3 separate regions of the Homo sapiens genome follow, and all the other regions are linked to region 2. A link is a contact called in ENCODE Hi-C or POLR2A ChIA-PET data. All regions are on one chromosome and are shown on one strand. The core of a region is the stretch at or near the end of the contact, and the rest is flanking DNA. Distances in the headings are between cores, read along the strand shown. Region 1 holds the start of SLC2A13 (solute carrier family 2 member 13). Region 2 holds the start of ALG10 (ALG10 alpha-1,2-glucosyltransferase). Region 3 holds the start of KIF21A (kinesin family member 21A).

Region 1 (2,937 bases), core at 355-2,854, 6.1 Mb after region 2:
GGGGGAGTAGCTCCTAAATGAATTAAGGAAGTGAATATGACCTTTAATAGATAATTTGGTTCCCAACTGGAAAGCAGGAGAGGAAAAACAAAGAGGAGAATGGATAAAAAAGGATTCAAATGAAAAAGTTGGAAAAACAGAGGAGAATGGAATTTACTTGGGAAAAGAATGAAAGCTGAAAGGCAATAGAAAAAGCATAAAAGCAAAAGGAGATGCCATCTAAAGACAAATGCTAGATAAGCAAAGAGGGCAGGGGTCGCTAATAAACCTTTCAGAGTCCAGAATTACTTAACTCTAAATATTATCTCACTGTAACTTGACGATGGTCTAGGTTCCAGGCTGGGAGCCCCAGAAAACGAAAGGGGCTAGCAGTGGAGAGGCAAGGTGGGACAGTGCAGGAAAGCAGAGACCCTCGTAAGCTCAAGAAGCAGCATCAGGTTAGGCTGGATCAAGGAAAGAGCTGGTGCTCAGCTAGGTTTCTGGAAGTGCTGAGAGGCAACAACCACTTGGACTGACTGGTCCGTGGCCTATCAAAGATTCCACGTGCGCTCGAGGGAGACTAGAGTGACACCCCCTCCCCCCCGACCCTCCCACCTCCCGGGAGAGCCTTGGAGGCTGGACCAACAAACAGATGGGCTCTGGAGGCCAGAGAAGTGGAGGATTCTCTGACCCTGGGAGACCAGACGGGGACCCCGATGGGCAAGAGGCACGCAACACCCAGGGTCAAGGGCGGTGACAATGGGATCCCGGGCGCCCTTCACGGAGCCCGAACTCACCGATGCCGAGTCCCACGACCAGGCGGCCGGCGAGCAGTGTCTCCTTGTTGTTGGCCGCAGCCAGCACCGCGGAGCCGGCGGTGAAGAGGGCACTGGCCAGGAGGATGGCAGCGCGGCGGCCGAAGACGCCGTTGAGGGCGCCTCCGGCCAGCGCCGAGACGGCAGCCGCCCCCACCGTGCTGGACACCAGCAGCTCCTGCCACAGCGCGTCCAGACTGAGCTGCCGCTTGAGCAGCAGCATGGCCCCTGACACCACCCCGGTGTCATAGCCAAACAGGAAGCCGCCCAGCGCGGAGAAGACGGCCACCACGTACACGAAGGCGGGGGTCTCGTCCTGCTGGAACTGCCGCCGCGCCGCGCGCTCCAGGTCCCCGACGCCGCCGCCGCCCGCGCCCGCGCTCTGCAGGCTGGTGCTCGATTCGGCGGCAGCCAGGAGGCTGCACTCCCCGGCCGCGCTCGCCGCGTCCGGCTCCGGCTGCTTCCTGCGCCGCTCGCCCATCAGGCTGCTCAGGCTCCGCAGCGTGTACTCCACATTCTCGCTTGCCTTGCGGGACATAGGGCAGGGGCCCGGGGCTGCCCGGGGGGACGCGGCTCCGCGGGCCGGCAGTCTCGGCGAGCTAGACAGCCCGAGCCGGCGGGAGCAACCGCCGCTGCCGCCGCTTTCTTCCTCCCGGCTTCCGCTCCGGCTGCCACGGCAGCAGCCGCCGCCACGGCCGCTCCGGGGAGAAAGTTGCTGCCCGCCGCGCTCCGACGCTGCGGAGTTGGAGCCCGGCGGGTCTCACTCCACACTCACGCCCCGCGCCTGCCGAGCTGGCGCTGCGGAGCGGGCGGGAGGCGGGACCGCGGGTCACGTGCAACCCCGGGCCGGCGGGGCGGGGCCCGGGAAACGTCCCGCCCCCTCCTTGGGCGGGGCCAGGCTCAGCCCGCCCCGGACCCCTAAACCCCGCCCTCCCGGTGGGTGCGACCTCTGACCTAGGCTCCCTCATTTAGGGCTCTGGCAACCGTATGGAATTAACCCTGCCTTCCGAGCTGCAGCGGTGGAGCAAGCCAATGTGGCGATGCCATCAGGCAACAGGCTTCCAGACGGGAAGCCACCCAGAATGTTTGCCGTGTTTGGAGAGGAGGGAGAGAGCACCTAAACCAGCCTCACTGTCCTTCCAGCAGCCTAGAGAGAGGGCTGGAAAAAATATCCTAGAATAGGACCTAGCAAGTACCCTTCCTTTTATAGTATTGTGACATTACCCAGCGTGGTCTACTTCCCTGGCATTAAATGTGTTTGTTCTGGAGCAATTCAGGGCTGCATGCTCCCATTTCTATAGCTAGTTTCCACTCTCATCGCCAGTCCCTCCTCAATTTATGCTTATTTTAAAGGAATGGTACATTTGATTCTTTGAGGACAGAGAACATATCTCTGTGGTGAATCCCAAACCCTCCTTCCATGGATCCCCGACCTGTAAAAGAAAATTCACATATATGCATTCCACTCATGTAACGGGTAATTCCCAGAAATAGAAAGAAAACTCAAGACCCTGATTTGTGATTCGGCAGGCAGTCTCCATTTCCCCGCCCCAACATGCTAACCAAAAGGTAGGATAGCTTCTCTCCTGAGAATCCCCACTGTTGCCCTCCATGAGGCACTGTTTTAACAGCCTCATTTACTTGAAACAAAGCAAAGATAACGTTATTTGCAACCAATTTTTTAAACTGTTGAGTGAATTAACAGTTGTTGGTTCATTTGGGGTTTGTTTCCCCCTTTAATTTAAATGTTTTTAAAATATACAGTTGCGCATCAGGGGCTAAAGATAGTTTGTTTTGTTTTGTTTTGTTTTTGAGACAGATTCTCGCTCTGTCGCCCAGGCTGGAGTGCAGTGGCGCTATCTCGGCACACTGCAGCCTCCGCCTCCCAGGTTCAAGCGATTCTCCTGCCTCAGCCTTCCTAGCAGCTGGGACTGCTAAAGATGTTTTGTGCCTCTAATTTGCTTTCATTCTTCAGGCTGAGGGCAAAAAGTCAAGCATCATATGATTCTATTCCTACAATTCCACTGCTCTTTTATTTCCCTTATTTGAGCAAAAGCTTTCTTAGCCTGGGGCCTATTTTTCATGCAGCTATAACTTTTTTCCTTTCAGACAAAAGGATTTTGTCATTCCTGTTTCAGTAAAA
Region 2 (2,975 bases), core at 69-2,568:
TAAAACAAAGCTAAGCATCACATCAGAGTAGGATCCTCACATGACTTTATTCCAGTAATGTAAATGTTCCCATCCCAGCCCTCATTCACCACTACTTCCTCTTATCATTGAGGAAACAGGCAGAGACAGAATGGAAAGGCAGTCAGCTTAATTTAAGAAACTTTCTTAAGTTTAGAAATACTGAATTAGTTTTAACCCAGAAAAAGAGCTCAATTGAGAACTCTGAGGTTTGCAACCTTAAATCCCGCCTAAATTCTGATATATTCCTGCCAAAGGCAACCTGATTGAGGTTACCTGAGAAATAGTTTTTCTACAAAACATGGCCAACCATGCTCAAGACAAAATTACAACACATAATTTATCTTCGGCATTCTTCAAATTATTTACCTCATCTCCTGCCCCCAGCACCTAATCCCAGAATACAGGAATTTGATGATGTCTACACAGCCTATAAAAGTCCACAAATTTAAGTGCCTACTGTGTGAAAGCCATTTTGGGGACTACAAACATAAAGGATGTATAATGCCACCCACTAAGATGTTCACGCTTATGATTTAGTAGGAAAAACAGAAGGCTGCCTTACAGATATTAACAACCAAATTTACAGGCACACCTAAAACATCCCGAATTCTAAAATATATATGTATTTTCCAAATCCTACAGGGTAATATGACTATGAAAGTGCACTAGGAATGTCAATTTAACTAAATCCTCTGAGAGCATCCACATTTTGAAAGAGTTCTCTTTTAACCTAAACAAACAAACGAACAAACACTCCTCTCACTGAAGTTCATTCGGCATTGACGGGTCTCTGGTTCTTCAAGTTTTCATCTAAAACTCTCAGTCTTTGCTATCACAACCAACGCACCCTTCCTACACTCCAAAGTTGATGGAATGAAATGTCTTGGAATTGAGGGTTTAATTAATTCGGATCACTGGAGAGAAATAACAGAAATAACGGGGGAAAAAATGTGTCCATTTTAGGGCTTGGAATTGGAAACGTGGGGAAACGTCGCCACCTTCTGGTAAGTGATGGAAGTGAGCAGGAAAAAAGATCCAAGCTAAGAAGCGGCTTTTTTTTTTTTTTTTTTTTTTTTTTTTTTCTAAGCAGCAAGCCACGCACCTCCCGCGCTGGCGAAATCCGAGACCCGCCCCTTCCGGAAGTTTTGACACTTTGTGCGCCCCGGGCAATGCGATTGAGAGGGTAATCATCCGGTCCGTTATCTAAACCCGTCACTCCGGGAAACAGCGACCCGATCTTTCCGGATCCGCGCTCTCCCAGCATCCTTTGCCTTCCGGTATGTGGCCCCGTCTGGCTAGTCCCGCCTAGCGCGCCCATTTCGAGCCCAAGTTTCCAGCTCGGGTTTCCAGGCTCAGAATTTTCCAGGAGTAGGTTCTTGGGCAGTGGCTGTGGGAGCTGGAATGGCGCAGCTGGAAGGTTACTATTTCTCGGCCGCCTTGAGCTGTACCTTTTTAGTATCCTGCCTCCTCTTCTCCGCCTTCAGCCGGGCGTTGCGAGAGCCCTACATGGACGAGATCTTCCACCTGCCTCAGGCGCAGCGCTACTGTGAGGGCCATTTCTCCCTTTCCCAGGTGGGGTCCCCAACCTGTCCCCACCCCAGGAGAGGCCTGAGAGGTCCCAGCGTCCCCACGTCCTCCCATCCTTAGACTTCACTCGTCCTGTTCCACCCCCTCAAGCCTCAGAACATGAAAGAAACTGGGTATAGTCTTTTGTTCCTGTCTCTGAGATCTGTGAAATATTTATTAAATGAATGAATAAACAGCAGATCTGTCCTCCAGGAAGGAGTGATCTGGGAGAATACTCAACGGGGAACTGAGCCCTCCTCTTGGCAGCTGACGATATCGATCCCACTTTGTCTTTCCTTGTTTTAGGATTAAAGGCATTCGGGTGCTCCTTGGAAATACCAGAAAACTTTCCTTTAGCTCACCTGTCAAGCACCTCACTGTGCATTTTAGGGGTGGGATAGGGTGGACTGGAGGGATCTTCAGCTACCAAAAAGTGACAATTTATAATCACAAATTCCTTCCCTGGGTATTTTTAGTGAACTGTTAACTGGATAAACTGGCAACCAGTCAAGTCACATCATTTTTGAGTATATATTTGACTGTGCAAGTATGTACATATAAATATCAAAATAAGCATCCCCTGCTTCTCTGGTGACACAATATAGGGTACTGGCTAGAAATATAAAGTCTGTTTTAGAGAAAGATCTGATCTTAAATCTTGGTGCTGTGATTTACTAGTTTTGTGATCTTGGAGATGTTCTGAGTTTCAGAAATTCAGGTTACTCATCTGCAAAATGACAATAATCTTTACTATAGGGCATATTGTAACGTTAATACAGAGGGTTTGGCAACAATTTCTGTCTCAGTTTATGTTAGCTGTCATCATGGAGCCTGTGGTCCAAATGTTTTCCTAAACTTAAGAGTCCCAAACAATGTTTCCATGCTTTTAAAAACTGGAACATTTGCAGTTTATTTATCAAAATAAAGGCTTTTAAAGAACATTTCTTGGAAAATAGAAATAGATTTTAAGTTGTTGTTGTTTATTGGTTGCTGCTACCTGAACCATCACTAAGCTGGTCCGGGGGCAAAAAATAAGAAAAACGAATCCTGTTCTGCCAAGGACTTACTTAATCTTGTCATAGAATAACTTCTCAAAATTTCTGATTGTTGCTGGAGATGAGACTTGGGCTTGACATATTTGTGCCTGTCTTGTTCCTATTACCTCTTGCTTTTACTTCATTTTCTTTCATTTTAAAGTGGGATCCCATGATTACTACATTACCTGGCTTGTACCTGGTGTCAATTGGAGTGATCAAACCTGCCATTTGGATCTTTGGATGGTCTGAACATGTTGTCTGCTCCATTGGGATGCTCAGATTTGTTAATCTTCTCTTCAGTGTTGGCAACTTCTATTTACTATATTTGCTTTTCTGCAAGGTACAACCCAG
Region 3 (2,841 bases), core at 276-2,775, 5.4 Mb after region 2:
AAAACTTCAAAAGCCTTATAACAGGTGATTCTAACCAGTCATAAAACTGTCACCTCCCTGGGTGGTAAAAAAAAAAAAAAAAAAAACACTTAAAAACTCATTTTATTATTTAAGTTAATTAAAGATACAAAGTATACGAAACAGCCATTACTATGCCTGACCCAAGATGTGTCACTAAAATAGTAACTATAGAAATGTTTAGAGGGGAGAATTTTTAGAATAATTTTCTGGAAAGACTACAAGACTGGGAGATTGTTAATAGTTCCTAATTCCTTGGAGTGTAGATTATTTTTATAATCCTTAAAGCATAAATAAGGAGAAGTGAATTAACAGTAGACTCTCAGAGCTGTGAAAGCCACGCACTTACTCTAGGATGAATGCTTCATTAATTTTTCACACAGTGTGATGATGTTGCAATTTTCCATGAGCAACTATCAGAGCTTTCCTTCTTGATAAGTATCAAAACAGCCGAAATTACATCGAATACTCGTGCCTGTCATTGGCCGAAATATAATTTCAATACTAGGATGTACCTAGTATTTCCAGACTCACACCCTGGCCTGGGTAACGTTACGATTACATTGTATCCACCCTGCCTAATGTCAGTATGTTTCACACAGTCACCCATTTCACCCTTCCTCTGGCTAAAGAGTTTTCCTCCTTCTGTAGACCTCTCCCCAGTGGATTTTACCTTAAATTCCACTCCCATTCCAACACCCAAGAGGCTAGATCTGTCTCCTCTACCCACACGCGGGGGCATGTCTAGATCCCCGTGATGCTGAAAAAGATGTCTCATTTGCACAGACATCAGAACCCGAGTGGGCGCGCGGCGGGCCCTGCGGTCGCCGGCGCTGATAGTCAGATGCTTTGTCTCCTGCCTGGGAAGGCCGGAGCTGCATGGACACGTATGACAGACATTCTAGAACTAATAAAAAAGAACACCACAGCCCCGCGCACAGGCAGCTCCTCCCGGACAGGCGATAGCCCAAGGCGGCCAGACCTGAGGTGACTGATCCCGCGAGGGGACGGAGGGGAGTGACGAGGGCTTTTCCCCCAGAGAAGTCAAGACGCCCCCCAGGGACCCGGCGCCGCGCAGCCGCCAGCCACCTGCAAACACAGACGGCGTGAGGGCGGCGCAGTCGCCCTGCCAGCACCCGGCCGCGCGTGCCAGGCCAGCGGGGACTCACTGCCTCAGTTTCCTCAGCCGCAGAACCCGGCCGGGACGCCCCTCAGGTCGCTCCACCCCGGTAGCCGGTGCTCCGCGCCACAGCCAGGTCCTTGCCGCGCCCTCAACCCGCCGCCCGCCGCCCGCCGCCGGCAGACTGTCCTCACCTGACAGCCACCCGCACGGAGCTCTCGTCCGGGGCGCCCAACATGCTGGCGGCGGGCAGCGATCGAGCCGTTGGGCCTCGGCACCGCAGAGCTGAGGCGCCACTGGGGCCGCGGGACTCGGGCGCAGTAGGCTGGGGCGTCTGCGGGCGGGCGGCCGGCTCACCTCCGCCGCGCTCCAGCCATGTTGGGCGACTGAATGGAAAGGTGGCGGCGGCGCTGAGGCAGCAAGAGGAGGAGGTGATTCACGGCTCGCGGGCGCCCGCCCCTTCTCCACCGCTCACCCCCCAGGATCTGGGGCGGGGACAAAGCGCGCTTGAACGGCGAGCGCGCCTGTGGAGAAGCCAACAGGCCGCCAGCGGCCTCAGGGCGGCCGGGTGAGTGCGCCCTGCCCCCTCCGGTGGGGACGCGGCCTCCCAGCGGCCAGGCTGGGGACTCCACGCCCGCCAGGGCGCTCCGGGCTCCTCGCCCCGCACTGCGTCAGCCGCCGCCGCGCGGCTCAGCCCCACCTCGCCCTCCCCCAGCCTGCGCCCCGCCCTGCCCTCGTCGGGACACTGCCTGGCGCTGCTGGGCAGGGAGGCGAGGGGGAGGGATGCCTGCCGCCGGCTGCCCTCGCCCGAGGGCGACCAGCCTGTGCGCCCTTCCAGGCTCTTCTGGGAGAAGGAAGCAGCTAGTGCACGCGCTGCTGCCAGGTCCCTTCTCAAATCGAAGCTTGATTCAGCGGCGCGCCGGGAGCCAGGCAGCTGCTGCTGCGGTTCGGCTTTGTGTCCCACGCATAGCCTTATTGTCCTCTCTGCAGCTTGGACTTTGACCCCCTTCCCTAGCCCCCAGCTGAACGCCCTCCCTCCTCCCTCCCCGGAGTCAGTCATTCATGCTAAACGGACTCCCAGGTTTGTCCACTGTCTCTGGACAGCTGGGCTGTTCTACAGTTCATCGCCCGTTTACCAGCTCGGGTGGGATATGGAAATGATTTATTCGAGACTCCTGAATGCTTTTCTGTTCAATCATTTGTACACTGGTAAATGAACTGCACCCTGGTACTGCCAAGTGTTCCCAGAACTGAATATATCCACCAAGACCTGCTGTGTAGTAAATCCTTCCAAACTGATTTTCTTTCCCTTCTGGCCTTTAAAAAGCACCTCCCAATCCCAGGATTCTCTCAACATTGACCCATTGTGGTTTCTGTTTGTCACTATTGTGCTTCCACATGCCTTCAGATAGCTCTGTGGAAACAGCCTTTATTAGCTTTGCCACAGAGTATCTTTTGTGGACTGCTCCATACATCTCTATAAACAAACATGTGGCTTCATACGAAATAGTATCACAAATTAAATGGCACTATCCAAATAAAGGCACTACCTCAAATGCCTGCAATCTACAATCACATACCTAATCATCTTGTTCAGCAGTGATACAGCAGTGTGGCTCAGAGAAGGCTGCAACACTATGGGAAAAACAAGAAGTGTTTGATGATTTAAACCCATGGGAAGGCCGATGGGGTATATAATTATA

Evidence for each region. A loop is a pair of places that touch in the nucleus more often than their neighbours do. ChIA-PET counts read pairs that join two places held with the same protein, here RNA polymerase II (POLR2A). Pooled maps may share reads with other maps.
Region 1: a loop to region 2 is called in a map of CD4-positive, alpha-beta T cell, with 27 times the contacts of the local background. The contact joins the promoter of SLC2A13 here to the promoter of ALG10 in region 2. A Hi-C loop is called at or near these places in 3 of 168 maps with a recorded cell type or tissue (CD4-positive, alpha-beta T cell, CD8-positive, alpha-beta T cell and naive thymus-derived CD4-positive, alpha-beta T cell) and 6 of 50 pooled maps. POLR2A ChIA-PET finds 5 or more read pairs at or near these places in 1 of 52 experiments (WTC11).
Region 3: a pooled map shows a loop between it and region 2 (13-fold over the local background). The contact joins the promoter of KIF21A here to the promoter of ALG10 in region 2. A Hi-C loop is called at or near these places in 1 of 37 single-sample maps with no recorded cell type and 8 of 50 pooled maps. POLR2A ChIA-PET finds 5 or more read pairs at or near these places in 1 of 52 experiments (GM12878).

What each region holds. Positions count from the first base shown.
Region 1 is chr12:40,104,477-40,107,413 of GRCh38, forward strand. SLC2A13 (solute carrier family 2 member 13) reads right to left here and starts at 1,605. Exons shown (of 10, transcript NM_052885.4): 1 at 777-1,605. The coding sequence starts at 1,332. RefSeq lists silencers at 1,039-1,128, 1,139-1,208, 1,229-1,488, 1,509-1,758 and an enhancer at 2,759-2,928.
Region 2 is chr12:34,021,178-34,024,152 of GRCh38, forward strand. It overlaps ALG10 (ALG10 alpha-1,2-glucosyltransferase), which reads left to right and starts at 1,319. Exons shown (of 3, transcript NM_032834.4): 1 at 1,319-1,593; 2 at 2,785-2,975. The coding sequence starts at 1,423. RefSeq lists silencers at 1,076-1,225, 1,139-1,325.
Region 3 is chr12:39,441,595-39,444,435 of GRCh38, forward strand. It overlaps KIF21A (kinesin family member 21A), which reads right to left and starts at 1,526. Exons shown (of 38, transcript NM_001173464.2): 1 at 1,333-1,526. The coding sequence starts at 1,376. RefSeq lists enhancers at 467-536, 1,355-1,855, 2,137-2,196 and a silencer at 1,157-2,056.